Linked DNA regions of Homo sapiens: region 2 is linked to region 1. Evidence: chromatin contacts called from ENCODE Hi-C or POLR2A ChIA-PET data. All regions are on one chromosome and are shown on one strand. Each heading gives the region's core, a stretch centred on a gene start or an enhancer-like site at or near the end of the contact. The rest is flanking DNA. Distances are from core to core; before and after follow the strand shown.

Evidence for each region. A loop is a pair of places that touch in the nucleus more often than their neighbours do. ChIA-PET counts read pairs that join two places held with the same protein, here RNA polymerase II (POLR2A). Pooled maps may share reads with other maps.
Region 2: a loop to region 1 is called in a map of mammary epithelial cell, with 7 times the contacts of the local background. The contact joins two enhancer-like sites. A Hi-C loop is called at or near these places in 1 of 168 maps with a recorded cell type or tissue (mammary epithelial cell) and 1 of 50 pooled maps. POLR2A ChIA-PET finds 5 or more read pairs at or near these places in 1 of 52 experiments (activated T-cell).

Annotation. Positions count from the first base shown.
Region 1 is chr17:58,532,115-58,538,087 of GRCh38, forward strand. The region is part of intron 3 of SEPTIN4 (septin 4); the gene reads right to left. All of the region lies in intron 2 of SEPTIN4-AS1 (SEPTIN4 antisense RNA 1), which reads left to right. Among named protein-coding and RNA genes, the nearest start is that of SEPTIN4, 9.2 kb to the right of the region's middle. RefSeq lists a silencer at 1-147. Within about 2 kb of position 3,442, at least 2 of the 41 ENCODE cell types and tissues checked have a DNase peak (open chromatin) inside an H3K27ac peak, as active enhancers do.
Region 2 is chr17:58,956,581-58,962,581 of GRCh38, forward strand. The region is part of intron 2 of PPM1E (protein phosphatase, Mg2+/Mn2+ dependent 1E); the gene reads left to right. Among named protein-coding and RNA genes, the nearest start is that of TRIM37, 150 kb to the right of the region's middle. Within about 2 kb of position 3,611, at least 2 of the 41 ENCODE cell types and tissues checked have a DNase peak (open chromatin) inside an H3K27ac peak, as active enhancers do.

The DNA of each region.
Region 1 (5,973 bases), core at 2,192-4,691:
GTCGGCCCCGGGGCGGGGCCTGTACCTCAGCTGCTAGCGGTGCCGGCGCGAAGTGGGTCGGGGTGCCCAGCTGGGGGCCGGCCTCGCAGCCCGCGACCCCCGGATGCGCAGAGTATGCAGAGTCACCCAGGACAGAGCGGGGAGCCTCAGCTCCTCGTCCCCGGGCTGCACTGGACACCTGGCTCTTTTTTACTCAGCTCCAGAAGCACCGCGGGGGCTTGAGCCAGTTCCCAAAGAAAAAGGAACGGCCCACCTGACATCCCCAGAAGGAGACGCCTTTGGAAGGGAGGGGGAGTTGCTGCATGAGTTGGAGAGAAACCATTAGTTACCGCAGGGATTCAACAAGGTTTTCACAAAGTGAATCCGGCTGATGCCCAAGTTACTGATCACTACACCTCCTAAAGGGGAATGTCAGATATTCTCCACCTCCACCCGAGCTGTGAAGGGGCAGGTTAGAGGCAGGTTCCCTTCATGCAGTACCCCAGATTACAGATTAAAGAGGATTTGCTGCACAAATTATCCAGGGATCATCTGCTGGAAGGATAGAAGGGAGAGGCTGAGTGGCTTTAACAGGGCGGTGTAGCCTTGCCTGTGGCTGAGGACAGTGGGGAGGGCCTCAGGAGAGGCCAACCCAGGCGTGACCCAGGCCCAGCTGGGCCACTCTTCCTCTGACAAGCAGGTGAGATGCCGAGGGGACAGATGCCCCAGAAGCTTTAGAGGCATTAGAGGCTCAGAAAGGTCAGAGCAGCAGCTAGGGGAAGGCAGATGCTTGGTGAGTGGGGTGTTGGTGAGGGATTCCCTGAGCTAAGTAGGGTCTGAGCTGGTCAGGCTCCTGTGGAAGTTTCCAGAAGCATGTCCCTTCCTGACCCGCAAGACCCCTCTCTCAATGGCAGGCTGACTGGCTTCTGCCTGAATACACTCTGGACAAAACTGAGACCCACAGGCACGGCCCTCTCTGTTGGTAGAAGTGCCAGAGGCCTGCCTGCTGTATTTCAGTCTGACCTGTGAACCAGTAGCACTGGTTGGGACCAGTCAGAACTCAGCCAGGGGAGGGAAGAGGGCCTGGGGCAGCAGGTAAGATCAGGCTGAGAAAAACAATGGGGCTGCTACTGGAGATGTTATTGGCTGTTTGGCACTGGTGGACTGGAAGATGGCAGGGTGTTCATGAGCCAGCCGGTTGAGGAGAAACCTTCCTAGCTGGGTGGCCTTGAGCAACTTACTTCACCTGTCAGGGTCTCAATTTCCATACCTGAAAATGAGGGGATTAAACTAGATGATTTCTAAGCTTCCTTACAGCTCTGGCCTTCTAAAAGTGGATGCAGTGGGGGAAGGAGGATATGCTGTATGCTACTATAGGCCTTGGAGGAAGATAAGAGAACAAGGCAGCAGCAGGAGGTGCTGGAGAAAGGTTGGACATGCAGTGATTCAGGAGAGGGCCCAGGATCTGAGTGAAGGGGGAGGACGTGTAGGATGGGGGCAGCAGCTTGGGTTCCCTGAAAGGGAACCTCTAAAGGTACAGAGAGGCTCCCGGAAAAGACCTGGGGTAGATCAGGGGATCGGAAGCTGTACTCAGGAAAACAAAGACATAAAGAGAGAAACCAATGGCAGTTGGAAGTCTGCAGAAGCAGCAGCTGCTGCTACCATCAGCCCCAAATGTCAAGCTTGGACTATACAAAGCCCCACTGTTCAAAGCCCTGGGCCTCCAATACTCATGTATGCACTCTAAGAATACCTCTTGCGTGCTTCCAGAGTCCTGTGGCCTAGGGTAAGGAGAAAGCCTACATCAGGGAAGACAGGCCCCAGCAGAAACCCTTGTTTTCCTCTATTATAACATGCCCCTCCCCGTGGCCTCAGCTGAATTCCAAGTGTGGACACAGACACATTTCAAAAGGCAGCCCAACCAGCTCATCCTCAGCTGTGGCTGGAATCCCAGCTCTTCTCTGGCACCTGCTGCCCAGGCAGCAGGTTGGTACCAGCTTGCCTTGAGGAAAGTGAGGCCCCAAGCAAGTCCTGGGACCACGGAACTTAGCTCTAAGCCAAGAATATTGGGGTCTAATCTCTTTCTAATCACTGTACCACAGGCCTAACATGAGGCATGCTGGGTGAAATAAAAGCTGAAGACTGACTTTGAGCCATCCCACCTGCACAAGCCCTGCATGCTAACCTACTGCAGCATTCGGAGAGCTCTGAGAGAACTTGGCCTGGGCACAAGTCCCATGCCAACTTGGCTATTATCTCACTGCCTGAAAGTCCCTTGCCCTCTCTGGGCCTCTGTTTCCCCCACTGAAAGAGAAGACTGGACTTCTCCCAAGTCTAGCTCTTACATTCTGTGTGATGGAGGCAGGGTCTAATACCTGCAGGGCCAAGATACAGCAGCCCTTGCGTCAGTCACTGGGGATTTACCGAGTGCTCTTCCTCATCTCCAGCCAGCAGGTGGCCTGGCCAACTCTGCTTCAGCATGGCTTAACTCTTGGAGCGCTAGTTCTCCCTCAAAATTCAACATCCCACCAGGCATTGATGGCCTTGACTACAGTACAACTCCCCAGGCACTGCTAGGGCATGGTATCTGAGCCAAGTGTCTAGGGGAGTGTCTAGCTGGGAAACTCAGCTCAGCCACCATAGCTCTAGCCTGCTGTCTTGGGCTCCGTTGCTTAGGTCAGGCCAACATGATATGTCCTGGCCCCCTCCACTAGGTCTTTCCTGCCCACCCATAGGTGCAGGTTGTATGGCACAGGACCTAAGCAAGGAGGCTGCATGTGGGCCATCCCAGGGCCCAGGTTCAAAGCCGATAATAAAGAGCAATTACCACAGGAAATCAGGATTTCAGATCTGCATGACTAGCAATGGCCACTTCTGCCTTTCAGTAGCTAAGTTTCCCTAAAGTGGCGCAAGAACTAATTGTACATCCCTTCCCCAGTGAGATAGATGAGTCACTGACGATACAGTCAGAGAGTCCTTGGACCAAAGGCTATCACTGGGTTGTGTCTTTCAAGGAAACCTCAGCAAGTCTGTCCAACAAGGTCTGTGGTGGACAAAGGCAATAAACCAAAATACATTAAGCCCAAATCTTCCCCCAGCTGCTGCCATGTGTCCCATGATCCTGGGGGCAGGCATAAGGTGTGGGTGGCAAGGCTGGGGAACACTGTGTTTCCTGGCACCTGCTGAATGGCTGCAAAGAGGGGCAGTTCCAGAGCTGGCAGGGTGCTAGAAGCCAGCCACTCTGATAGGGCAGACAGTCCTTCCAACACCCTCCGTGAACAGGGCAGGGCCATAGGAGCTCAGGGTTGGAAAGGACTTACAAACCTCCTAATGTGACTACTCACCAGATGTCTGAAGGCTCCCCTGCCTTCCCAGCCTCTGCTCGAATACATACCTCCGATGGCCAAAAATTCACTGATTCTAACAACTGCCCTTCAACCTTTGGGCTGCCAAGTTACCAAAGTCTTCACTATACTGAGCCAAAATCTGTCTTTCCCTGGCTTTTACCCTCCATATGCCTCCATGCTGGAAGCTTTGCTGACTCATTTCATTGGACTTTGCTTTGTCCTTTGATGTCCACACCCTTTCAAGTGACCCATCTGTATACTTTTCTCTACCAAATTCACCACAAGCTCCTCAAGGGCAGGGACTATGTCTTTTCTTTTAACCTCTGCTCACTTCAAATCAGCAAACATGTGATGTGATGTTTTTCTGGGTGTCCAGGCCTCTGCCCCCAGGAGATGGCTGATCAATATGGATTGACTAAAAGGACTCATTGATTAGTTTTCCATTCTGATTTTAGAGCCCAGACAAGCCTTGAGGCTCTGCGCTTCATTGACCCTTCACTTGCCCTTCATCCTGGCTGCTCACAAGCTCACACCCACCTCCCAGCCCCGTGGTTCACATACAAAGACACAGATGTTACTCTCACTAAAACCTTTCCCTTCACAATTCTTGATATCTAAAGGTGCTGCTGAAATATTGAGAAGTATTTTCCAGGGAGACGTGGCTATAGAAGAAGGGTTTCTATACCATATAGTTGACTCCCTGGGACAGACTGCTCCTTAAAATGCTTCCAGCTTTGATGAACAAACTCTGAGCCTCAATTTCTTCATCTGTGAAATAGGGAGAATAAATCCACTCATAGGTTACTATGAAAACCCACTAATGCACTTAACATGATCACTAAATGAATGGTAGCTATTATCTCCATTAATAAGAAAATTATCAACATCAAACCAGTAACTGTCAACTGTGACTATTTCAAATGCCTTCCCTCCAAAGGATTTGGAGTGTGCATGTGTAATAGGTGTAGAGAGATGGGAGGACAGAGAATACCAGAGTAATGCCTTAGATTAAATTGACATTGGAATGACCAAGCCGCCACCACCTGTGGAGTCAGCTTCTCCAGCTAGACACCATCTCTAGAAAGCTGGTGCTTGGTCTCAGACCTACCGACCCAAATTCCCAGAAACAGCCACTGTGGAGACCTCTGGAACTAGATGACTTTGCCGGCAGTGGGTGTGCCAAGGAAGCGACACCCACAGTGTCAGCCTGAGCTTCCCTCAGGAACTGCCTCACATTCTGTCCCCCTCCTCCAGGCTTCATTCAGCCCCCAAGGTGCAGCTGTCTCCTGCTGCTCCCCTAACAGCAGCTGAGCCAAAGGCAGCTGAGCAGAGGAGGGTGAGGGGACATGGCCATTTCTGCCTCTCAGGACAGCCTTCCTCTGGCTGAGCACCTGTCAGGGTGGCTCCTGGGTTACAGATTTACTTCCTCACCCAAGTATGCACCCTGGCCTCTGAAGCCAAGCTCCCTAATCTACCCAGGCCCACTGTTTCTGTTACTTGGAAAATCCACCATTTCAAACAGCACCAAACTACTCTGCAGAAAGATGTGATGTTGGAGATGGGTTTCAGTCACCACACACCTTCTGAAAATACACCAAAAAGTCCACAATGGATGTGGCAGATTCTTCCCTATGTGGGACTATTCTGGGCAAAACAAAGAACTAAGGGAGTCTGGCCTCAGCTCTGCTATCAAGTCTGAGAGAAAAGCATTGTATATTCCTGCCCCCATTTTATAGGCAGAGGGAGTAACCTGCCCAGGTCTCACTGTGAAGCCAGGACATTGTTCCCTCTGTGCTTCCAGGCAGACTGCACCACAGCTTGTATTAGGTGACCACCTGTCCTGGTCTGCCCAGGATTGAGGGGGTTCTTGAGACATGTGACTTTCAGTGCTAAAACCAGCAAAGTCCCAGGCAAACCCTGATGAGTTGGTCAACTTACCCTGTCCCCAGGTTAGCAAGTCTTAGCCAGAGGCCACCAGCCTTCCATCCTGCTCTGGAATTGGCTGCCCATGGTAGCTGGAAATGAACAGGGTGCCATCTGACAGGGTAAGATGCTTGCTTCCTAAGAAGCTGTGCAACAATGGTCAAACTGCTATAAAAATCCTCCCAAGGCCGGGCGTGGTGACTCATGCCTGTAATCCCAGCACTTTGGGAGGCTGAGGTGGGTGGATCACAAGGTCAGGAGTTCGAGACCAGCCTGACCAACTTGGTGAAACCTCGTCTCCACTAAAAATACAAAAACTAGCTGGGCGTGGTGGCGGGTGCCTGTAATCCCAGCTACTCAGGAGGCTGAGGCAGGAGAATCACTTGAACCCAGAAGGCAGAGGTTGCAGTGAGCCGAGATCGCGCCATTGCACTCCAGCCTGGGTGACAGAGCGAGACTCTGTCTCAAAAAAAAAAAAAAAAAAAGCCTCCTGAGATGCCCTGCCCCGTTTTCAGCAGTTCTGCTCCATTCTTTCAACAATTCTTTCTTCTCAACTACGAGCCTCTGCCCAAAGCAAGAGAAATGCCGGGTGCAGTGGTTGGTGCCCATAGTCCCAACTACTCAGGAGGCTGAGGCAGAAGGATCACTTGAGCCCAGGAATTCGAGATTACAGTGAGCTATGGATTGCACCACTGCACTCCAACCTGGGCAACAGAACACTTTA
Region 2 (6,001 bases), core at 2,361-4,860, 420 kb after region 1:
TGATAGATATGCAAATGTGATTTAATTGCATAGGTCATTGTACATTTTTTTCCAGATAAATTATGAGGCTCTATTTCTTAATGAAGTCATGTTTATTAATGTCTTAGGCTTATACATATTTGACAGGATCAAAGAAAATATTTTTATAAAAATTAGAGAATTACTACTCAAAATTGTTAAGAAATTTTAATATTTCATACGGTTTGTTCTATTTAAAGCATTTGCCTTTAATCATGGTATATATGGAGCAAAGCATATGTTAATGAATCTGAGTAGCTAGATTGAAGAGAATGTGAGGCAAATATAAAAGTAAACATTTCTGTTCTTCCTTTATCTCTGTAGATTGTTTGTGACAGAAAATCGGCAAGGAAGGAATTACTCTTCTTGTTTTTACTGACAGTAACTGATTCACCTAGAACCAAATTGTTCCAGAGTCAAGTTGGATAGAATTCTTGCTATAAAGCATTGGTTTTTCCTCTGCTACTGATGCATAGAGTAAAAGCCTTATAATGAAAAGATAGATTAAATTCTGCTTCACTCCAGCCAGGGTAATGGCTGATTCAACTCCAGCTCAGAACAATGACATTAATGACTGATGAGTAATTTACAGCTGTGAGGGGGTGGACTGCTACTTTGGACAGTTTTTTGCATCCCTTTATTATTTTATTTTTCCATTTCAAGCAGCAATTATTTATATACTGATGTCTTACGCTACTCCCTGCAGAAGGAGAATACTTAATCTAGAAAGATTGCAGTGTTGCCCTACATGCCTACTTTGGAAGAATTTTTTGATCCCTTTAAGATAGCAAAAGTGAAATGAAGTGTTTTCTTTTGGTGGATATAATTGGTTATTCTGATTTTTTATTTTTCCAAGAGATTACCTAATAATGTCTCCATACGACTGCTGTGATTCAGACTGATCTACTATTATTCTAAACTATTTGGAAATCTTGTATTTATTTAACCCCAATCACTTAGTGTGAACTGCACCACAGAGAATCTCTATGGGGCATATTGTGTTTATCCATACATCAGAGTAGGAAATGAGCATACTGAATAAGACCTGCTGTCACTGGCTTAAAGTCCTCACTGAAGTGCCTTTTGTCTCTCCTCTTGGTTGTTTCCAAAAACAGTCTTAAAAAAAAAAATCCTTAAATTTCTTTTCATGTTTACATTATCCCTAACAGAATGTTTGCTAAGTGACCTTGGATATCTCACTTGGTACACATTTAGTTTGGTAGATACAACTTTTGTCCAGACAACCTAAAACCAATTTGAGGGCCAGCTGTTGGTGACTCATGCCTGTAATGCCAGTGCTTTGGGAGGCCAAGGCAGGAGGATCACTTGAGGCCAGGAGTTTGAGACCAGCCTGGGCAATATAGTGAGGCACTGTTTCTACAAAAAATTTAAAAATTAGCTGGGCATGGTGGCATGCACCCGTAGCCCCAGCCACTTGGGAGGCTGAGGTAGGAGAATCACTTGAGCCCAGGAGTTCAAGGTTACAGTGAGCTGTGTACTACAACCCGGTCAACAGAGCGAGACCCTGTCTCAAACAATGACAACAACAACCCAAAAAACCAATTTGAAATATCACAGTGTAAAAATTATTATTTTTATTTTTATTTTTATTTATTTTTTTTTTTAGAGAGAGAAAGGGTCTCCCTCTGTTACCCAGGCTGGAGGGCTGTGGGATGATCACAGTTCACTGAAGCCTCTACCTCCTAGGCTCAAGCAATCCTCACACCTCAGCCTCATGAGTAGCTGGGACTACAGGCATGCATCACCATGCTCGGCTAATGTTTGTATTTTTTGTAGAGACAGGGTCTCGCTATGTTGCCTAGGCTGGTCTTGAACTCCTGGGCTCAAGTGATCCTCCTGCCTTGGCCTCCTAAAAGTGCTGGGTTTATGGTCGTGAGCCACTAAGCCCAGCCTACTGTAAAAATTAAAAACAAGAAGGGAAAATGATCACTAATACAGAGGAAATTTAAAAATAATAAAAAGTTTTTGTAAATAAATTTGAAAACCTGGATGTCTTCTAGAAAAAAAAAATAAATTAACAAAGTTTACCTAAGAAGAAAGAGATTGAGAAAATTATCGAGGGACAGTCCTCACAAAAGGCCATGGAGTAGGTGACTCTACAAGTGAGGTGAACATTTTCAAATGCAAAGGCAGATAATTCCAATGGTTTTTTTTTTATTATATAGTTATTTATTTATTATTTTTTGAGCAGAGTCTCGCTCTTCCTTCAAGAATCTTCCTCCCAAAATGCTGGGATTACAGGCATGAGCCACTGTGCCCAGCCCCAATCCCTTTTAAAATGAATGCTCCAACTGCACGGAAAAAGAAGGAAAATTTGCATAACATAACACTGATACCAGAACCTACCCAAGACTAAAAAAGGAAATGAGAGACGAGTCTTAGTTGTCAACATAAAAAAATCTTAAGTAGGCCTGGTGTGGTGGCTACGTCTGTAATCCCAGCACTTTGGGAGGCCGAGGCAGGCAGATCACCTGAGGTTGGGAGTTCGAGACCAGCCTGGCCAACATAGTGAAACCCCATCTCTACTAAAAATACAAAAATTAGCCGGGTGTGGTGGCGTACACCTGTAGTCCCAGCTACTTGGGAGGCTGAGGCAGGAGAATCACTTGAACCTAGGAGGCGGAGGTTGCAGTGAGCCGAGATTGCGCCATTGCACCCCAGCCTGGGCAACAAGAGTGAGACTCCGTCTCAAAAAAAAAAAAAAAAAAAACGACTCATGCCTGTAATCCCAGCACTTTGGGAGGCTGAGGCGGGCGGATACCGAGGTCAGGAGATCGAGACCATCCTGGCTAACACGGTGAAACCCCGTCTCTACTAAAAATACAAAAAATTAGCTGGGCATGGTGGCGGGCGCCTGTAGTCCCAGCTACTCAGGAGGCTGAGACAGGAGAATGGAGTGAACCTGGGAGGTGGAGCTTGCAGTGAGCTGAGATCACGCCACTGTACTCTAGCCTGGGTGACAGAGTGAGACTCTGTCTCAAAAAAAAAAAAAAGGCCTTGACCTCCCAAAGTGCTGGGATTACAGGCGTGAGCCACTGCACCCAGCCTAAAAAAAAAAAAAAAAAATCTTAAGTAAAATATTTGTATATTGAGTACAGCAGTTAATTCATTCACTGAATATTTTATTGAGGGCCTACTATATATGCTACTATATATGTATAATACTAGGGAAACAGCAGTGAACAAAACTTCAAGAACAAAATATTGGGAAGTCTATAGCACAACTTTTATATTAATGGGGGAAAATAAAAATAAACAGTAATCTCTAAAGAAGCCAAAAGAAACATTTGATAAAATTTAATATCATTCCTAAATTTTAAAATATTCTTTATAAAGTAGGCCTAGATGGATATATCTTGGACGTCACATTTATGCTTAATGTATATTCTGGAATTTGTCAGTTGTACATGATTACAAACACAGCTTTAGTTGTCTTCAGCAAAACAGAATGTATTGACTACCTTCCAGGATAAGGGATACACAGGTAGATTCAAGGCATCAAGTGATCTCAACAGAACCTGGCATTTCTCCAGCTCTCAGCTGTACTTTCTTTCACTTTGATTTTGTTTTCAGGCTCCATGAGGTGGCAGTATGACTTGCTAGGAACCCAGGTCTTCATCTCTCCAAACTCAAGTTGAGCAGGAAAACAAGAGTAGATTTTCTCAGTTGTTTTTACAGAAGCCACAGGATTTACTCTAATTGGTCCAACTTGGATGGTTTCCCATTCCTGAACTAATCACTTTTGGCCAAAGGAATGGGGTTGTCTAACTGGCTAAACCTGAATCACAGGGTTTCAGAGTAAAGAAAGAAGGAAATGTTATTGGAAGAAAAAGCAATGTTTGCTAGTTTTAAATAACAATTAAAGCAAAGTTCTGGCCAGCACGGTGGCTCATGCCTGTAATCCCAGCACTTTGGGAGGCCAAGGAGGGTACATCACTTGAGGTCAGGAGCTCGAGACCAGTCTGGCCAACATGGTGAAATTCCGTCTCTACTAAAAATACAAAAATTAGCTTGATGTGGTGGTGGACGCCTGTAATCCCAGCTACTCGGGAGGCTGAGGCAGGAGAATTGAGGAGGCGGAGGTTCCAGTGAGCTGAGATCACGCCACTGCACTCCAACCTGGACTACAGAGCAAGACTCTGTCTCAAAAAAAAAAAAAAAAGAAAAATAATTATAATAAAGCAAAGTCTGATTAAAAATGGCAAATAAATAACCAGGAATAAAGTGATTAAGAAATATGAAGGACTTATTAAAACTCTATTGAGCAACATAAAAAGGATTTAAATTTAAAAAACAATATAATTTTTTCCTGGAAAAGACTCAATATGAAACGATATATATTTTTTCCAAATCTATAAATTTAATGTGATCCCAAACACAATAGCAACAGGTTTTTCTGCCCAAACTTGTCAAAATGTTTAGAAAGTTCATCTGGAAAAATAAACATAAAACTACCCAAGTGACATCCTTTAAAATTAAGAGTAATAGGTAGGAAAACTAGACCTCCCGATATTAAAACATTTTAAAGTTATGGTAACTTAAAGAGAATGGTAGCATTATAGAAATAGATGCTGAGATGAGTGAAGCAGAACACAATCAAGAAGCATATAAATGTTTAATATTTTAATGGTTATTTAATTTATATAACAGTTTACATATTTATTTTTTCAACAAGCATCTAATGTAGACCCTGCTATCTGCTAGGTACTATACTATGGCTTGTCAAGGGCAATTAAGACAGTCTGTATCTGCAGTCTAATTTGGAGATGAAGAACATGGACTTTTGAGTCAGACAGACCTAGGATTGAGAATGATGTTACCTATTTGTGAAATGTTCTAGAGGCATAGAATGTAGCAAATACTCAGTAAATGTTATTTATTATTACCAAAAGTGGTTAAGAGCTTTAATAGACAGCGTGAACAAAGTATAATGGGAACACAGGGGAAGGAGCAACTGGGAGTGGTATGAACAGATCTAGTGATTTACCAATGTTAGAGGAAACTGATATTACTTCCTCTAACCAAGTTAATCTGTCTATACCAGCTCTGTCCAATAGACAGTGCAATGATGGAAATGCTCCCTACCTGTGTTGCCCTATGTGGGAGCCACTAGCCACATGTGGTTATCGAGCAATTGAAATAGAGCTAATGTGACCGAAAAACTGAATTTTAAATTTTATTTAATTTTAACTTACTTTTTTAGAGATGGGGTCTTGCTATGTTGGCCAGGCTGGAGTGCAGTGGCTATTCACAGGAGCTATCATATCATACTATAGCCTCAAACTCCTGGGCTCAAGCAATTCTCCCACCTCAGCCTCCCAAGTAGCTGGAGCTGTTGGCACATTGGGACCACTGCACCCTACTGATTAATTTAAATAACCATGGCCGGGCGTGGTGGCTCACATCTGTAATCCCAGCACTTTGGGAGGCCAAGGCGAGTGGATCACCTGAGGTCAGGATTTCGAGACCAGCCTGACTAACATGGAGAAACCCCGTCTCTACTAAAAATACAAAATTAGCTGGGCATGGTGGTGCATACCTGTAATCCCAGCTACTCGGGAGGCTGAGGCAGGAGAATTCCTTGAACCTGGGAGGCGGAGGTTGTGGTGAGCCGAGATTGTGCCATTGCACTCCAGCCTGGACAACAAGAGTGAAACTCCATCTCAAAAAAAAAAAAAAAGAAAAATGTAACCACATGTAGTTAGTAGCTACTGTACTTGACAATGCAGATCTACATAAGAGTAATATACAAGCCAAAGAATGATATAATAGTTTATATTATTATCTGGGAACTATCCTGATAGTTAATATGTTATTCGTTTCACCCTACTCCATTCTCCCTCAAAGTTTCTAAATTCACTTGATTGTTTTGTAATCCTGTTATGGCTATGTCAGATGAGGACACATCCATCTCAGGGTCTGCATTTGGGGGCCTATACTGCTGCAGAGACCAGATAGGTTG